2 separate regions of the Homo sapiens genome follow, and region 2 is linked to region 1. Evidence: chromatin loops called from intact Hi-C (ENCODE). Cell type or tissue: mammary epithelial cell. All regions are shown on one strand. Each heading gives the region's core, and the rest is flanking DNA. Links, peaks and the distances in the headings are about the cores only.

Region 1 (2,909 bases), core at 125-2,624:
CTGGCCTCTAGCCTACCCTGAAGACGATGTGTGGTCAGCAGTTGTCGATGCCCAACGTATTTGCGGGCCTCCTCTGCCTTTCCCCTCCGTCGTGTCTCTTTTCCCCTCAAATTTATCAATGCACACGTAGTAAATGGTCTAAAACGGACTTATTCATACCTCTACGTTATCTGTGATATCATTGCTCAGACCGGGATCATGGGTCTGGAGTTTGGGGTGGAGTGGGCTTCCTGCTATAGAAATCAGGCCACTGCACTTACTTTACACTTCTGGGGGAGGAGGGATCTCTTCCAGTCCCTAAGAAAAGAAAATCTTTAAAGCGTCTTACACGCAGGCGTGCAACCAGGAAGTCCACCCAGCCCCATCTCCGCATAAATTAGGAGCTCTTCCCTCTTCCCACCTTCCTTGTCCCAAGTGGCACCGGACACTGATCACCCTCTTCAGAGCTGCACTAGACATTCACAGGGAATTGAGGTTCCCTATGCAGAAAGGTTTTCAGACAGAGGACCCAGCCCATTTTCTCTCTCCAAATCCTCCTCCCTCCCTCTTTTGTGGTTGCAGCTATAAAATAATGATTCAACAATCAAAGAGCCTCTCATGAGATGGGAGAAGGAAGGGAACGAAAGGGGAAGAGGTGCCCTGGGCTGAAAACCTGTAGATTTTTTCTAAGTGACAAAGGGCAAGGGTCCTTTTTTGAAATTAGGAGAGAGACAGCTGTTTCCTCAATCGAAACTTCGCACATTACAACCAGCCTTGGGAAAAGCCAACACCACCAGGGAGGAAGTGCTATGGGGTTTTGAAGCCAGACACTGATTTCTGGCTGTAATACTTTCCAGCCGTGTCTCTAAGCCTCGGCTTCTGCCTCCATCTGTAGAGTGGGCTTAATAATTTTGACCATCTCACAGAGTTGATGTGAAAATTAAAATAACCCGAACAGAACAGGCGATATATACAGGAATTAATGAAAGATTCCTGACATAATGCTTATAAGTTCATGATGCTTAGGAAGATAAAATTCATTGTAGAGATGCCGAACGGGGGTCTAGAGCTTGCCTTTTCGGGGTCTCTCCCGTCCTTCTCCATCCTCCTTATCTCCTGGGCTGCCCCCTCTCCCCCCGCGCCCCGCTCTCCCTGGCTCGCCCGGGCCTAGGGCGCCGCCTGCAGTTGCGCGCGGCCGCCTCTAGATGGAACTTTCTCACCAACGCAAGGCCCGGCCGGAGCAGCTACCCGGGAGCTGGGCGGCGAGGGGCTACTTTCTCTCATTCCGGCGGGTGCAGGATCGGGGGGCCTGGGCAGTAACTAGTGGGGAGGAGCGCTGGACTGTGCACGTCGAGCCCGGCAGGTTTCCGCATGCGGCATGCGAAGGGAATCCCGAGGTTTCCCTGCAGAACCCGAGCACGGCTCCCCCGGAGTTTCCTGCCCCGCGTCTGCGGCTCCTTGAATCATCTCAATAAAATGACCGTCCCGGTAGCCACCCATGCCCCTTCCTGCGCAGTGCCCGCAGCGGACCGCGCTGTGTGGTACCTCGAGCCCTGGGGACTCTGTTGCACGCGTCCCTCAGACCCTCGGGGGCGGGGAGTGGGGAGACAATCGCCAGAGCCGCGGGGCGGGACAAATGGCGGAACCGCCGCGCGGCGCCAGGCAAACTTTGCAAGGGAACCGCGCGGCTTGCCGGCTCTACTTTAAGCATTCCCGAAAAGAAAGCATGTGGCGGGACACTTGTCATCTACCATGTGTTATTCTCGGTGACGCTTTCTGGAGCTGTGTTCACCGGGGACCCGGGCTCGCGGGTGCTGCCCGCTGTGCTCGGGCGGGCGTCGCGCCTCCCCGCGCCGGTCCCGGGCTCGCCAGGCAGCCGGAGCCGCTGGGCTCCTCCACAACCATATTCCTTCTTCTACCGCTCCCGCTTCTTCCCACCCTCTCACTCTGTAGTTGGGTCCTCCCCTTTTTCTTGGGGGCGGGGAAGGGGGGATGATTTTTAAAAATCAGAACTATTGACATTTCTGGTCTCCTCGTCGCTTCAGGCTGAAGAGCGGAGGGGGATCCGCGGGCCGAGGGTCCCCCTCCCTGCCCGCGCCAGGGCCGCTGGGTGACACCGAAATCCAGAGGCTCCCGCCCCTCGGGGGTTCCTCCTCCCGCTTCCCGAGGTGACTGGTTGGCGCGAAGCGATTGGCGATCCCGGGCGCGATCCTGGCCGCGGCTCCCCGCGCCGCGCCGGGTGAATGGCCGCGGGCGGAGGATCGGGAGGCGCCGGGCGCAGACCAATCGCGGCCGCCGGTGGGAGTATTTGTTATTCACATGGAAGAGACTTGGCGCCTGCTAGGCCAGCTCAGCCCCCTCAGCCCAGAGATCAGCCACAAGTGCGGCCGCTGTGCTCGCCTCACGCGGCGGCGGCGGCGGCGGCGGCGGCGCTGACATGGAGCTGCGGGCCCCCGGCGGGCTTCCTCACCGCGCCCTCTGCGGGGAGCAGGGTAAGACTCGCCGCCCGGCAGCAGAAAGCGGCTCCGAGGAAAGCAAGTGCCGAACCACGGGACAAAAAGCCCCTGGCCCCCAAACTTCCCCAAAACGCCCTGCTTGTTGGAAAAGGAGAATCCCCCCGTTTTATTCCCCTTTCCGTTTTCTTCTCTAAAACCTTTCAGCGGACAGCCAGGTGCACCATTCCTTCTCATATCACTCTAGTGATTTGTTTTTCCTGAGCACAAGTAGATGGCCCTGCATGTCCGTAGTCTGTGAGAGAAATAGCGGGCGGAGGTGACGGGAATGGGGGGAGAAGGAGAGTGGGCACCAGGGGGCGAGGGGCTGGCCGGGCATTGGAGCTTGATTGGGTGTCTGTTGATTTTACGTTGCAAAGAACAAGGCAGCCACCCCTCTTGTCTGCCCATGATTACATTACAGTAAAGAGGTTCAGA
Region 2 (2,909 bases), core at 141-2,640, 190 kb before region 1:
TCGATTTTTTGGAACAATTTTGGTAATTGGTACGAGCTCCTCTTTGTATGTCTGGTAGAATTCAGCTGTGAATCCATGTGGTTCAGGGCTTTTTTTGGTTGGTAGGTTTTTTATTACTGATTCAATTATGGAACTCAATATTTGTCTATTCAGCATTTCAGTTTCTTCCTGATTCAGTCTTGGGAGATTGTATGTTTTCAGGAATTTACCCATTTCCCCTAGATTTTCTAGTTTGTGTTCATAGAGGTGTTCATAATAGCCTCTGAGGATCTTTTGTATTTCTGTGGGATTGGTTGTAATACCACCTTTGTCATTTCTGATTGTGTTTATTTGGACATTCGCTCTTTTTTCTTTGTTAATCTAGTTAGTGATCTATTGATCTTGTTTATCCTTTCACAGAACAAACTTTTGGTTTTGTTGATTCTTTGTATGGATCTTTGGGTCTCAACTTCATTCAGTTCTACTCTAATTTTAGTTATTTCTATTTTTCTTTTTCTTTCTTTCCTTTTTTTTTGAGACAGAATGCTTTGTTGCTCAGTCTGGAATGCAGTGGCACATATTTCCTTAAATATGTTTTCCAGGTTGTTTACTTTTTTTCCTTCTCTCTCAGGAATGCCAATAGTTGATAGGCTTGGGTGCTTTACATAATCCCATATTTCTCAAAGACTTTGTTCATTTTTTAAAATTCTTTTTTATTTTTGTCTGCCTGGGTTCATTCAAAGGACCAATCTTCAAGCTCTGAAATTTTTTCCCCTGCTTGATCCAGTGTATTGGTAAAGCTTTCAATTGTATTTTGAAATTTCTTAAGTGTGTATTTCATTTCCAGAAGCTCTGATTGATTTCTTTTTAAGATGTTTATCTCTTTCTTCATTGTTTGGATTCCTTTAGAAGTTTCTTTGGGTTGATTTTCAACTGTGTCTTGGATCTCATTAAGCTTCTTTGTAATCCATACTTTGATTTCTCTGTCATTTCTGAGTTTCCATTTTGATTAAAGACAGTTGCTGGAGAGCTAGTGTGACCCTTTGGTGGTGTCACTACAATCAGATTTTTCATGGTGCAAGAATTCTTGTGCTGGTTCCTTCTCATCTGGAGATACTGTCACATCTAATTTTTGTAATTATTTCCATGTGAGTAGGGTTTTTTTCTTTTATTTCTTCCCCTATAATAATATTATTATTTTTTCTTTCATTTCCCTTCCCTCCACCCCAGGAGTGTGACTGTAGAGAATGTTGGGTAGGGTCTTTTGGCTTTGCTTCTATAGCCCTATGCACTTCTTTCAGCAGGTTTTATATTGGGCAGTGCAGTTTGACCTACAGGCCAGTAGATGGCAGTTATAAGTAACAGCTGCTATGGCCAGTGTGGCTGGGTATATATTTGATCCTTGTTTACTAGCAGAAGCTCTCTGTTGCCCTCTGTTGCCCGGGATGAGCAGTGGTCTGAGCTGCTTGCTCAGCCCTGGAGAGGCAGGGTCCATGAAGGGTGGGGCTGGACTCAGCAGGTCCACCTATAGATCTCCTGATGACAGGCACAAGCACCAACACCATGGGGGAATCCAGTAGGCAGCCACCAAGCACCAAGAGGTGTGCCTAGGCATGGAGCAGGGAAACCTCTTCAGTCCCAAGTTCTCTGCGTGGGGATGGGGGGAGTTTAAATTCCTAATCCAGGAGAGTGAGTGTTCCAGATGCCTGAAGATCTGCCTGGATATGGAGTAGAAAGGGTCCCCCCTGCACCAAGGTTTCTGCACAGGAGGGCTGGGGTGACTCAGGCTGCTGAACCAGGCAAGCAGGTGCTCTGAATGCCTGGAGACCTGCTCGGGCATGGAGTGGACAGTCACTCACTCTACCACTATCTATGTCCCGGAAGGGTGTGTGTGTGGCTCAGGCTGCTGAACCAGATGAGCAGGTGCTCTGAATGCCATAGATCTGCCTTGGCATGAAGCAGAGACAGCAGAGAGGCCCCCCTGAACTAGGATCTCTGCACTGGAACAGTGGGGCAGGTCAGGCTGCTCATCCATATGAGCAGGATCCAAATGCCTAGAGATCTGTCTGGGTGTGGAGTGGAGAAAGCTCTGCTGCACCATGATCTATGCCTGAGAAGCATGAGGTGGCTCAGGCTGCTGAACCAGGTGAATGGGTGCTCTGAATGGTAGGAAATCTGCCTTGGGGTGGAGCAGAGACGGCCCCACTGCACCACAGTCTTAGGGGAGCAGTCTAGTATACCCAGCAAGGCACATGAAGATCAGTTCGAGGTCATCAAGCTGGCCCTGGCTGCAAGACTGGTTGCTGAGGAGAAACTGCAGATGTAGCTGCTCTCCTCTGGTTCCAGGCTTGCAATATGGGAGAGCACAATTGCAGCACCTATTGCTGAGGTGTTTTTCACAGTTCTGGCTGTGGAGGCCCCTACCTTTCTCCAGAGCAGGCATTCCAATCTCTGGCTTGAGACTAAAATGCCTGCACAGTTACGCTGCTGAATTGCCTAAGAATGGTTGCCTTTGTATGCGCCTGGATTAAAAATGGCATCCTACTCTTGGTCCTAGGTCTGAGAAAATGTCTGCAGCTTTGCCCACTGTCTTTCCCTCACAGAGTCTCCAAGTCTCTCCCCAAGTTAGCTCCAGGGCTTGGGAGAAACAAAGTTTCTCCTCGACTGGGTTGCTTGGATCCCCAGTGGAAAGGTGAGTCACAGAGAAGGACTCTCTGCCTCCTCACACACTGGGGCTTCACTCACTTTTATCAGCCAGATGCCATTATAGGGGCTGTCCCCACATTATCCTTCACAGATTCTGAGGTGTCCTTCACAATTATGGTGGATTCCCATTTTCCTTCTTAAATTAAAGCTCACAGAGTTGATCTTTATGTACTATCTTGCTATTTTCAAGTGGTGGAGGCACACTAAAAGCCTCTAATCCACCA

The links. Peaks named below come from ENCODE experiments on the same cell type or tissue, not always from the same donor. Only the 100,000 strongest peaks of a DNase experiment are listed, where the experiment ranks them.
Region 2: a loop joins it to region 1, with 8 times the contacts of the local background. A loop is called at or near these places in 9 of 110 quality-filtered maps.

What each region holds. Positions count from the first base shown.
Region 1 is chr7:127,252,359-127,255,267 of GRCh38, reverse strand. It overlaps GRM8 (glutamate metabotropic receptor 8), which reads left to right and starts at 2,327. Exons shown (of 11, transcript NM_000845.3): 1 at 2,327-2,471. RefSeq lists a silencer at 1,060-1,119 and an enhancer at 1,240-1,489. In mammary epithelial cell, for the core only: a CTCF peak has its summit at 1,181 (motif pointing right); a DNase peak (open chromatin) is centred at 1,417; H3K4me3 peaks cover 1,419 bases; H3K27me3 peaks cover 107 bases.
Region 2 is chr7:127,446,006-127,448,914 of GRCh38, reverse strand. No RefSeq gene overlaps it. Among named protein-coding and RNA genes, the nearest start is that of LINC03012, 29 kb to the left of the region's middle. In mammary epithelial cell, for the core only: a CTCF peak has its summit at 1,346 (motif pointing right); no DNase peak of the experiment used is centred there.